Regions from separate parts of the Homo sapiens genome. Here region 2 is linked to region 1. A link is an interaction called in ENCODE POLR2A ChIA-PET data of the cell type or tissue named here. Cell type or tissue: PC-9. All regions are shown on one strand.

The links. Peaks named below come from ENCODE experiments on the same cell type or tissue, not always from the same donor. Only the 100,000 strongest peaks of a DNase experiment are listed, where the experiment ranks them.
Region 2: POLR2A ChIA-PET joins it to region 1 with 11 read pairs; 1 of 35 experiments calls an interaction of 5 or more read pairs at or near these places.

Annotation. Positions count from the first base shown.
Region 1 is chr11:33,505,558-33,510,557 of GRCh38, reverse strand. The region is part of intron 1 of KIAA1549L (KIAA1549 like); the gene reads right to left. Among named protein-coding and RNA genes, the nearest start is that of KIAA1549L, 130 kb to the right of the region's middle. In PC-9, no CTCF peak of the experiment used is centred here; DNase peaks (open chromatin) are centred at 2,397 and 2,894.
Region 2 is chr11:33,642,231-33,647,230 of GRCh38, reverse strand. It overlaps KIAA1549L (KIAA1549 like), which reads right to left. Exons shown (of 21, transcript NM_012194.3): 17 at 1,195-1,545. Among named protein-coding and RNA genes, the nearest start is that of C11orf91, 56 kb to the left of the region's middle. RefSeq lists enhancers at 793-1,292, 1,293-1,794. In PC-9, no CTCF peak of the experiment used is centred here; a DNase peak (open chromatin) is centred at 4,450; H3K27ac peaks cover 1,419 bases.

The sequences.
Region 1 (5,000 bases):
CATTAGTGTCCTCCACATCTGTTTACTTCAGAGACAAACAGTCCTGGGGTCTTAGAAACAAACCTTGTCCTGGCCATGCACAGTGGCTCACATCTGTAATCATAGCACTTTGGGAGGCCGAGACGAGTGGATCACTTGAGGTCAGGAGTTCAAGACCAGCCTGGCCAACATGGTGAAACCCCATCTCTACTACAAGTACGAAAAATTAGCTGGGAGTGGTGGTGCATGCCTGTAGTCCCAGCTACTCGGGGGGCTGAGGCAGGAGAATCACTTGAACCCGGGAGGTAGAGGTTGCAGTAAGCCGAGATCACAGCAGTGCACTCCAGTCTGGGTGACAGAACAAGACACGAAAGAAAGAGAAATCAAGAGATCAAGAGACTGAGAGAGATATATGAAAGAGAGAGAGACATGAGAGAGAGAGTGAGAGATCCTGCCCTGCTCTAAACTCTCCAAGCCAGTCCCATGCCACACACTAATGAAGGCTCCCTTGGCAGCTTCTTGGCACAATGTGATCACCAATGTGCTAAAAGCAGCCAGTTCCAAAGCCTCCCTCAAAACCCACTCTCATTTGATGCTGTGTGTAGAATTCTCCCCTGTATGAAATGTGGCACCAGCAGAGCAATTACTGACAGAGAGAAATGAGTCCCTAAAGGCACCAGGAGGAGAACACGGAACACTGTGGTGCAGGAGTCATTTCAACTCGCCTTCAGTTTCTGGGGATGATGAGAGGGACATTATTGAGGGCAGCCTGGGATGGCAGAGGTGGCTACATTCATTCCAAACACAAATCACACCATGTCCTGGCTATAAATTCCAGCAGCGGCAGGTGTATGCTTCAGAGGAATAGCTTCTGCAATTAAAAAAGTGACATTTTAATGGATTATGCAGATCAGCTAAGGCTCTAAATCATAAACCTCCTGCCTCAGATGGAATTGAGAGTGCAGGCCAAGCAAGAAGAGGCAGCATAAACACTATGAAAATTTTATGGCTCCTTCTGACCTTTTTATACTTCACTATGAAACCGAACATTAACCTTCACTTCCCGAGTGGGTCCTTTCTGCTGCCTAACAAAGGCAATAGTTCATCTTTGTAATGACGCATGAGCTTGCTTGACTTTGTACCTCTTGAGCATCCCAAATGTTAAGTGATATGGTCCCATTACCACTGGAAATAAACTAAGCTGGGTTTTTTGGTAATGGAGTAAGGAATGAGAATAAGCAGGGAGCAAGTACAAGGCTCTCTAGAGGTAAAATGCACAAATTAAAACAGAAGTGTGGTCTAGAAATGTCTTTGGTGTTTTCTGTTTGCAAACCATGGAGGGAAGGTTTGGCCTTTTCTGTAAGGTCTAAAGCTAAGAAGATAAGAAAGGAGAGCTGTCTTTAAAGACTGTGGGGAAGACAGAAGTGCCAACAAAACATCAGAAATACAATGCAGTGAGTGCAGAAAGTGCTAGAAGAGTGATAGAAACCAAGCCAGTGAAAATCTTTATTAGGATGTCAAGGTCACAGAAAAGGTGGCAAAACCCACTGGTCTCACTTCAGAAAACAAGTCACCTTCTCAACTGTCATTTGAGAGTTGAACTCCCCCAAAGAGACGACAGAACCAAAGAAGTGAAAGGAAGCCATCAGGCCCATATGCCCCAGCCGTCTCATTTTATACACAAAGAAACTGAAGCAAAAGGTTAAATGACTTGCCGAAGATCACAGAGCAAGGAAATGGGCTGGCCTACAGCAAAAACCCAGGCTTCCACTCTCTTCAAACATGATGCTTTCCATTCCTCATTGAGAGAATGGGTCTCAAAGGGATTTTCAAGAGGGTGGTCCAGATGCACAGTAAATGTACCTACTTCTCATGCAACTGTGTGATGTGTCATGATTAATGAATGACTCAAGGAAGACGGGGCTGAGAACAAGATGAGGTGAACGTGGATGTGAACTATATTTGGGTCATGGGGAAAAGTACATTGCCCAAAGCCTGGGGTAGGCAGAATAAGGACAATGAACCCAAGTACACACACGCAGGTGTAATTTTTCTACCCTAATGCTCTGTACATTACACCAGCAGCCATTCATTTTCACCTTTCCTCTTTTGCCTGTAAAGAGCAAAGAAGAGCAGTTTATTTGTGCTCCTCTAGTTGCCTCTCCTCCCATTAAGGCTAACAGTCCAGCAGGCAGTAAAATGACAAGGAAGGGGAAAGAGAAGAGGCCAGTGCCTGAGGTCCCTTATCTGTGAAGCCACCGTGGCTGGATGGTAAAATGTTAGTAGCAGCTATGGTGGATAATGTCAACTGGCTTGCTCAACATCCAGTCCAACCCCCTTCTAGCACGATGAGGCTGGATAACCAAAAACTACACTTCCCAGATGCCCTTGCAGCAGAGGTTTTATGTGGGAATTAGGTTCCCTGGAGCAGATGCATTGCGCAAGATCTTGATTGAGAGCTAAGTCCTGTGCAGAGAAAGGCAGAGTGCAGCAGACCTGTTTTGCTGCTGGGGACCCTGGCTACAGCAGCACTATTCTTGGGCATCAGCCTCATGATTATGCAGAGGCAGCAGCTCTCTTGGCAGCCCAGTCCTTCAAGATAGTTTTTGACAGTTATTCCTGAAAGTTCAACTTAGTATTGGTTCTTCAGCCCTCCCATGGAGTCAGTAAGCAAATGTAGTACTAACACGTATAATAAATCCCATTTCAGCATAAACTAGCTAGAGTGAATTCAATTGTCTGCAATCGAACCCTAACAGAGTCATATATCAATATAATACAATTTTGCTTGTAATGAGCCTTGGTTTGAGATAGCATATAAAGAACAGGAACTAATAGTTGAGTACTTACTCTGTTCGGGGTACTGTATACATATCATATGACTCAATGCTCAAAAATACCTTGTCAGGTAGGGAGGAGTATCTCTATTTCACAAACAAGGACTTGGTTACACAGTTGGCAAGCTACTGCCAGGGGTCAGACTGAGAACCAAAAACGGCCTGTATCCAGACAGCTTACTGTCTATGCTAAAATGACTCTTCAGCTGACTTCCCTGCCAGGACTTTCCAATTCCATTGTCGTCATCAACATGACTTTGCTCTTCCTCAGGAAACTCTTTGCCAGAAAGATCAAAGCTGCAAAAATGTTATTATTTGTTTCAAGAACTTCTCAAAAACCTATTTACAACTGCTCAGTTTTTCAATATATAGCATCAAACCAAGTCTCTGCAAAACTCTGGCTTTGCTGTATCCACTAATCTTAAGCTTTTATATCATGCTCCACCCCATCCTCATGAAGACTCCCCAAAACCTCATAAATATCCCAATTTTACTCTATACCCTCTGAGACATTAAGACTCCATCAAGGCAAAGCTGACTCTGACCTCAGCAAGCAATAAACTCGGCCTTGCCTTAGCAGCAAGGGATTTGGTGGTATTTTAGGGAGTCACGATTCAATAAAACCCAGATCTCCCTATGTTCCTTCTGCTACACCTTGCTGGTTCCCATTTAGGTTACCAGCAATTTGGTATTTTCCCTGGACTGAGTGGCTCAGGAGTTTGGTACACAAAACTGAACAGGGCTGATCCCCATCCCTGCCAAAGAGCCTCAAACCTGGGACTCTTCCTAAGCACCATGCCCTCCTTGGCCCATCCACTAACCTAGGCCCTGGTTTTGGTGGGAGGTGGGGCTTCCATGACAAACTGAACTGTGACATTGAATCTGTTTTTTAATACAGATTTATAAAAGTAGAACCCAAATATCAAGTAAAGCCTGATTTTGGAATTTTTCAAATATTTTTATGTTCTTCCAATGGGCTTTCATCTGAATGTTTTTTGTTGTTGTTGTTCAATTTTTTTTTTTTTTTTAGCAAGGTGTTATTCTGTCACCCGGGCTAGAGTGCAGTGATGCACTCATAGCTCACTGCAGACTTGAATTCCTGTACTCAAGGGATCCTCCCACCTCAGCCTCCCAAGTAGCTAGGACTAAATGCCACCATGCCCAGTTCATTTAAAAAAATTTGTTGTAGGGTCTCGCTATGTTGCCCAGGCTGGTCTAGAACTCCTGGACTCAAGAAATCCTCCTGCCTCAACCTCCCAAAGTGCTGATATTACAGGTGTGAGCCACCGCACCTGGCCCACCTGGGCGTTTTTATAGTTTGGATATAGCAGAAATGGTGATGAAACAAACCATCAGTACTACAGAATATCAGATGGTTTTCTAACTCGAGCGCCTTGCAGCCCCAGCATGTGCTTTGAATCAGCTTTAGACTAACTGCATCTCAAGGAGAGCAATGAGGAAGACAATACTCAGGAAACTGGGCATCCCCTCCCCATTAAAAGGCCAACTGATAAAGGGCAGAGCCAGGGCCCACTCCAGTTTCCTAACTTCAGGTGCAGAGCTCTTTCCAGAACCTAAGGTATCTACCATTGGGTAAGTCAGCATAACAAGTAAACACAGTTATTAGAGTTAGACTGCCTGGGTTCAAATCCTGGCTCTGCCACTTTTAAGCTGACAACCATGGGTAAATTTCTTAACTTCTCTCTGACTCAATTTCCTCATCTGTAAAATGGGGATAATGACAACTCACAAGATTATGGTATTGATGAAAATAAGATACCATATGATATACATAATTTACCCTGAGTAATTATGGTAATTAGCTTAGCACATGGTGAGTACTCAATAAATATAATCGATTATTATCGTATAACATTAGAATCTTTCACTTTGCTACTGAAATATTTTGAAGTCCTGGAATCATACTCCCAGGTGCCAAAAATCTGGCCATAAAAAAGCAAACTGGGAACTGTAGCTACAGGTGCGAAGGATCAAAGGGAAGACTCCTTTTTACTAATTGTTACAAATATTGCTACATTAACCTCCCAGAGAGCACAGATGGTGAAAGAAAGAAACTGTCCCATTGCTTTGCTCAGACCAGAAACAACAGGGGAATGAACAGATATAAGTGAAGACTCACTTTGACGAGAGTGGGAACAGAAGATAGTAAGAGGGAAATGGGGA
Region 2 (5,000 bases), 140 kb before region 1:
CTAATTTTTGTTTAGATGGGGTTTCACCACGTTGCCCAGACTGGTCTCGAACTCTTGAGCTCAAGTGATCGGCCCATCTTGGCCTCCCAAAGTGCTGGGATTATAGGTGTGAGCCACCATGTCCAACCCATGATTAATATTTTTATAGCATTTCCTACGTACCAAGCATTCTTATAGTACCTTACATACACCAACTCATTTAATCTTTACAAGTCTAGGACGTAGCTTATTTTTCTTATTTGTAAAGAATTTAAACAATTTCCCCAAGTTACAAAGCCAGGAAGTGGCTGTCAACCTAAATAACAGATTTTTTTTTTTTTGGTCTCTAAAAATAATGATGTTTATTTGGGAATGGTTATTGCAATGGGAATACCCATGCCATAGTAAACTGTGTTCAGGGAGGCAAAGGAAGACACAAGTTTTTAAAGGAAAAAGAGGGAGGATTGCATAATTGTTTTGAAATAATTATTCTTGGCTGCAAAAATCAATGACGAGTGTGGTACCAGTCCAAGCCTGGACAGGCAGTTGCTGGACAGATGTCCTCGCACAAGTATTTTGTGTGTGTGTAAGGTTGCAATGGCCTTTGTGCAAGATTGTGATTTTTGCAGAGTCTTTTATGATAGTTCTTGCTATCATGGATTTATGCATGAAACTCTCCCTGGCCTTCCTTGGCTCTATTTGCCAGGTTTTCAAAATTTTTCATTTAATTTTATTTAACACAAGTGATTCCATTCTGATTCTGTCAACTTTCATCTGGTAGACCTGAGATTTAAATTCGAGCCATCTGGCTCAAAGCCTGTGCGCTTAAACCACCAGGCCACACAACCCCTTAGCATGTGGCTCTGAGATGCCTTTTGATATTTAAAATGGGTCTCAGGCTTGAAAGTGTAGGAAACCACCAGTGCGTGAAGAATATGGTCAGCCATTTATAGAAGGGATAGTAGAAAAGGCAATTCATTCTAAAATACATTATGGCTGGAAAGAAGGGATTCTCACGTGCATTGTCCACAGGAGTCAAAAAGCTTAGGCTTTGGATCATGGGTGGAAGATGGGATGATGGGATGAGGGCCTGGCATAGTTCATCTCCAGATCCCAAAGCTTTTTATCTGTAGAAGCCCCTGCTCTGAGTCTCCTGTTGGAACTCACTGGGCAGACTGACCAGATGATGGCAGGTGGGTGGAATGAATGACTTACCGGCCGGGGCAGACTGTACTGATACATTTCTGGGCGGTAGGTCGGCACCCACTGCACCCCGGCCCTGGGCCGCGTCATGGTCCCCGGAGCGCTGGTCACCACCTCCGAATAGGGCAGGTGCTGGGCTGAGCCGTAGGCCTCTTGGTGCCGGCTCTGGCCTGCGTGGCCCGCGGATGCCAGGCTGAAGGCCTCCTCCAGCAGCATGTGCATCTGCTGCCTGACCTCGTCGATGGATGGCTGGGAGCTCAGTGTGGAGGTCTCCGAGTGGCCTTTCACCTGTCGAGACCTGGAATAGCCCCGGGGCTCAGGAACTCTGTCAATGTTGGTTTCCTCTATGATTTCAGGCTCAGTCTGTGGGAGGAAACAAAGCCCATTGATGTGTTTACTTTCCTTCCCGTGAAGGTGCTCTGTAATTTACTCTAAAACATTCACTTGGACAGGTGCTAGGATGCATCTGTGCTAATTTAAATTATATCCTACGTGCCCTATCTAGGAATTCACACTACTGGGGTACTCAGCCAGCACTCTATCAGGAAGGCCACACTCTGGCTATCGGTGTGCACTTCAGTTGCCCATAGATTGACCAATGCTGCAGGCTCTGCCTGTTAGTGTAACAGACTCGAGAAATGGCTTTCACCGATGACATTAACGGTACTTTCTAAAATCTTTTAGAGACATTCCCCACCCCTATGCCTTAGGGTATAAGACCCTGGAATGTCTTGTAATCTACACCTGGAGGGGTAGCATTCTAGATTCACTCCCTAAATGGTCCTGTGTCCAGCCTTTGGTTAAGGAAGTGCTGATTGCCTGATGCTACTTATCAGACAGAATAACAAAATCCTGCTTCTAGATCACAGCTCTTAAAGCGTGGTACGCAATCAGAAGCTCTGGGGGTGAGGCCCAGCCATCTGTGCTTTAATAAGCCCGCCAGGAGATTCCGATGCCTGTTCAAATTTGAAATCTACTGATCTAGAACGTTCTCCTGCCTTTCTTCACTGAACCTTTCATTCCAGCGAGCAGCTTCAGTACCAGGGTGGGCAGACAGCTGGAACTTCATAAGCTTCCAGAACAGGCTGCATGGACGGTCTCGTGCTTGCCTGCTAATGAATGCTTGCTTCGTAAGTGTCTGCTTTCTTGCTCTGAGGCTTCTGTGCCATCATTAGGTGGGGATGCCTGTAGGAGTTTATTCCACCAGTCTGGACGTGCATGAATCTCAAGGTGCAAGAACACAGAAGGGAAGAGATAGGGACTGCCAAGGCAATATGGGGAGGCTGCTGCCTTGTGGCGGATGCCACAGCAATAGCTAGACCCCATAAAGGTGCACAGAGAAGATAAAAGACAGGGTGTTCAAAACATTCCAACCAGGAGAGTTACTTTAACTTTCTGGTATTTCAGTTTCCTCATCTGTAAAATGAGGATAATACTGCCTCAAAGGCTTTTATAAGGATTAAATAAAGGTACATCTAAAGATTTTAGAATAGTAGCACATGGTAAAAACAATACTAGTTGCTGTCATCATCATAATCATCACTATTACTTTATTCATTCAACCACACATATTTCCATGTAATTACTATGTATAAAGCACCTTGATATATAAAATAAGCACAGCAAGTAAATGAGGGAATTCACCCAAAATGGGGAGTCCTTCCCTCCTTAAATATTACACATGAAGGTCATAACTGCATTATACTTCATTTTAAAAAGTATATTTACCTTTTTAGCATTAAATTAATACATGCTCATTAGCAAAGAAAGTGAAAATATAGAAAGCACAAAAAAATTACACGTTTCTTGTCATCTTATCTCCTAGAGTTAGGACTTGGCTAAAGTTCAAGATGAAAAGTGAGGTTTTCTATCAGCCTCTAAGTCTAGATTTATCAACAAACATCTACAGTAAGTAATTTAAAATATTGTAATATTTTTATACTAATAAGAGCAAGGACAGATTCTGGAGTAGAATGTAAAGTTACCTTTGCGATCATAAACAAGAACTCAAAGACATTTCATGCCTGGGTGCATGCCCCCCAAACTCCTGGGCTGGGGGACATATTGGGGCTCTTCTGCTCTTAGAAGCTCTTAAGAGAAAAAGCTTAAGGTCGCTGAGTGGGAAATGTGCTCCCTGAAAGCCAGCAGATCTGCCTGTTGAGATGTGGTTTTGCCTGGCGATACCTTCTAGAACACGAATGCAACCCTTGAAAGTTACGTTCTTCACAATGCATAGAACATTCAGAACTGAATTTCAGAGCCTGAAGGGACTTTAGGAGATCATTAAACTCAAGCCCCATTTTACATATGGGGAGGTGACTTATCTAAAGTTATGCAGAAGCAGGCAATGGCAGAGCCTCCTGCTCCCAGCTCCTGACCCATGCACATCCTGCAGCACGGCACTGCCTCTCATGTAAATGTCCTGTTCATGCTGGTTGCTAGCCACACAAGGCCCTTCCTCCCTACATCCAGAGTCTCCCTGATACATAACGGAGGCTTAATGCTCAACTGCTCCCAGGTGGGAGATTAACAGCACAGGGGTGAGCTGAGGTACAATTTCCCCACCCCTGAGCTGTGCTGTGCATTTCCAGACATATTGGTAGATCTATTATCACATGAATTTATAGTTGTGCCTTAGGGCAAAAGCATACTCCTTAGCAACATCTCCCTATTCCCACTGCCCCAAGAGCCCTGGGGTGGGGTAGTACTGGGGGTGGGTGAGTTCTCCGAGTAAGGTTGGTAGGGGAGTGCTAGGCCACCACACATATATATGTTATATATATACACACATACATAAGTGCTACCTTTGCTGGGAAGGTGGAGACTTTTTCTCCAGGCTCCCACTGCCACCTACCCCATGATCCCCAAATGAAGATCAGCCTCTGCTTCCCCCACAGGGTTTCCATTCTGCATGGGGAGTTCCCTTTAATTGGAAGGTCCAAGTATACTCTCCACAGGCTTGATGCGGCCACCAATCATCTCTCGATAGCTACAGATAGAAACAAGACTAGCTCTCATTATACCTGGCTTCCTCTCATCACACTTGGATTTGCTTACTTAAAGTATGACTTCCCCAAGACTGGATACTCCCTGAACCCATTTCACCTCTGTTTCTCAGGAGCCTAGCACAGGCACTTGGCATTCAATCAAGCTTTGTGAACTTAAACTGAAATAAATTCTGTCCACTTCCCCTTGTTAGATAGATAGAAGTTCTAAATTTCTTTTCAAAGAATCAGTATGTCAGTATGCTCAATTCTTTGCCTTCTACTTTTAAACTTAACTTCCTTGTAAAGAAACCTTTTTCGATTACCTGGTTCACCCTGACTCATTCCAATTACCTGCTCCACCCTGACTCATTCCGATTACCTGCTCCACCCTGACTCATTCTGATTACCTACTCTACCCTGACTCATTCCAATTACCTGCTCTGTCATAACCATTTCCACCCCCCCAAACCACTCACCCCGTCACTCTCTTTAAATCAGCCAATCGGAATTAGTTTAGCCTGTGCAGTCTAACCTTAGCCAATAGGGGAACGATACAGCAGCAGAGGCCACATGCGTCAGGGGTGAGAACCCCTTCCCCTCCCTTATCCAAGTGTGCGCTCACCATTGCTCCATCTATAAGGGTGCACCCTTCTATAGAAGTAACTTGCCTTGCTGAGAATTGAAAAGAAAATTTTACATTCAAGTGCTATTTCTTTTGCAGCACCGTAACTTTATTTATAACACCCTTGAGGTGGAAGTTGAGGTTAAGGTAAAAGGCCCACTTTCCCTAACACATTTCTTCCAATGCTAATGAGTTGCATGACAATAAGA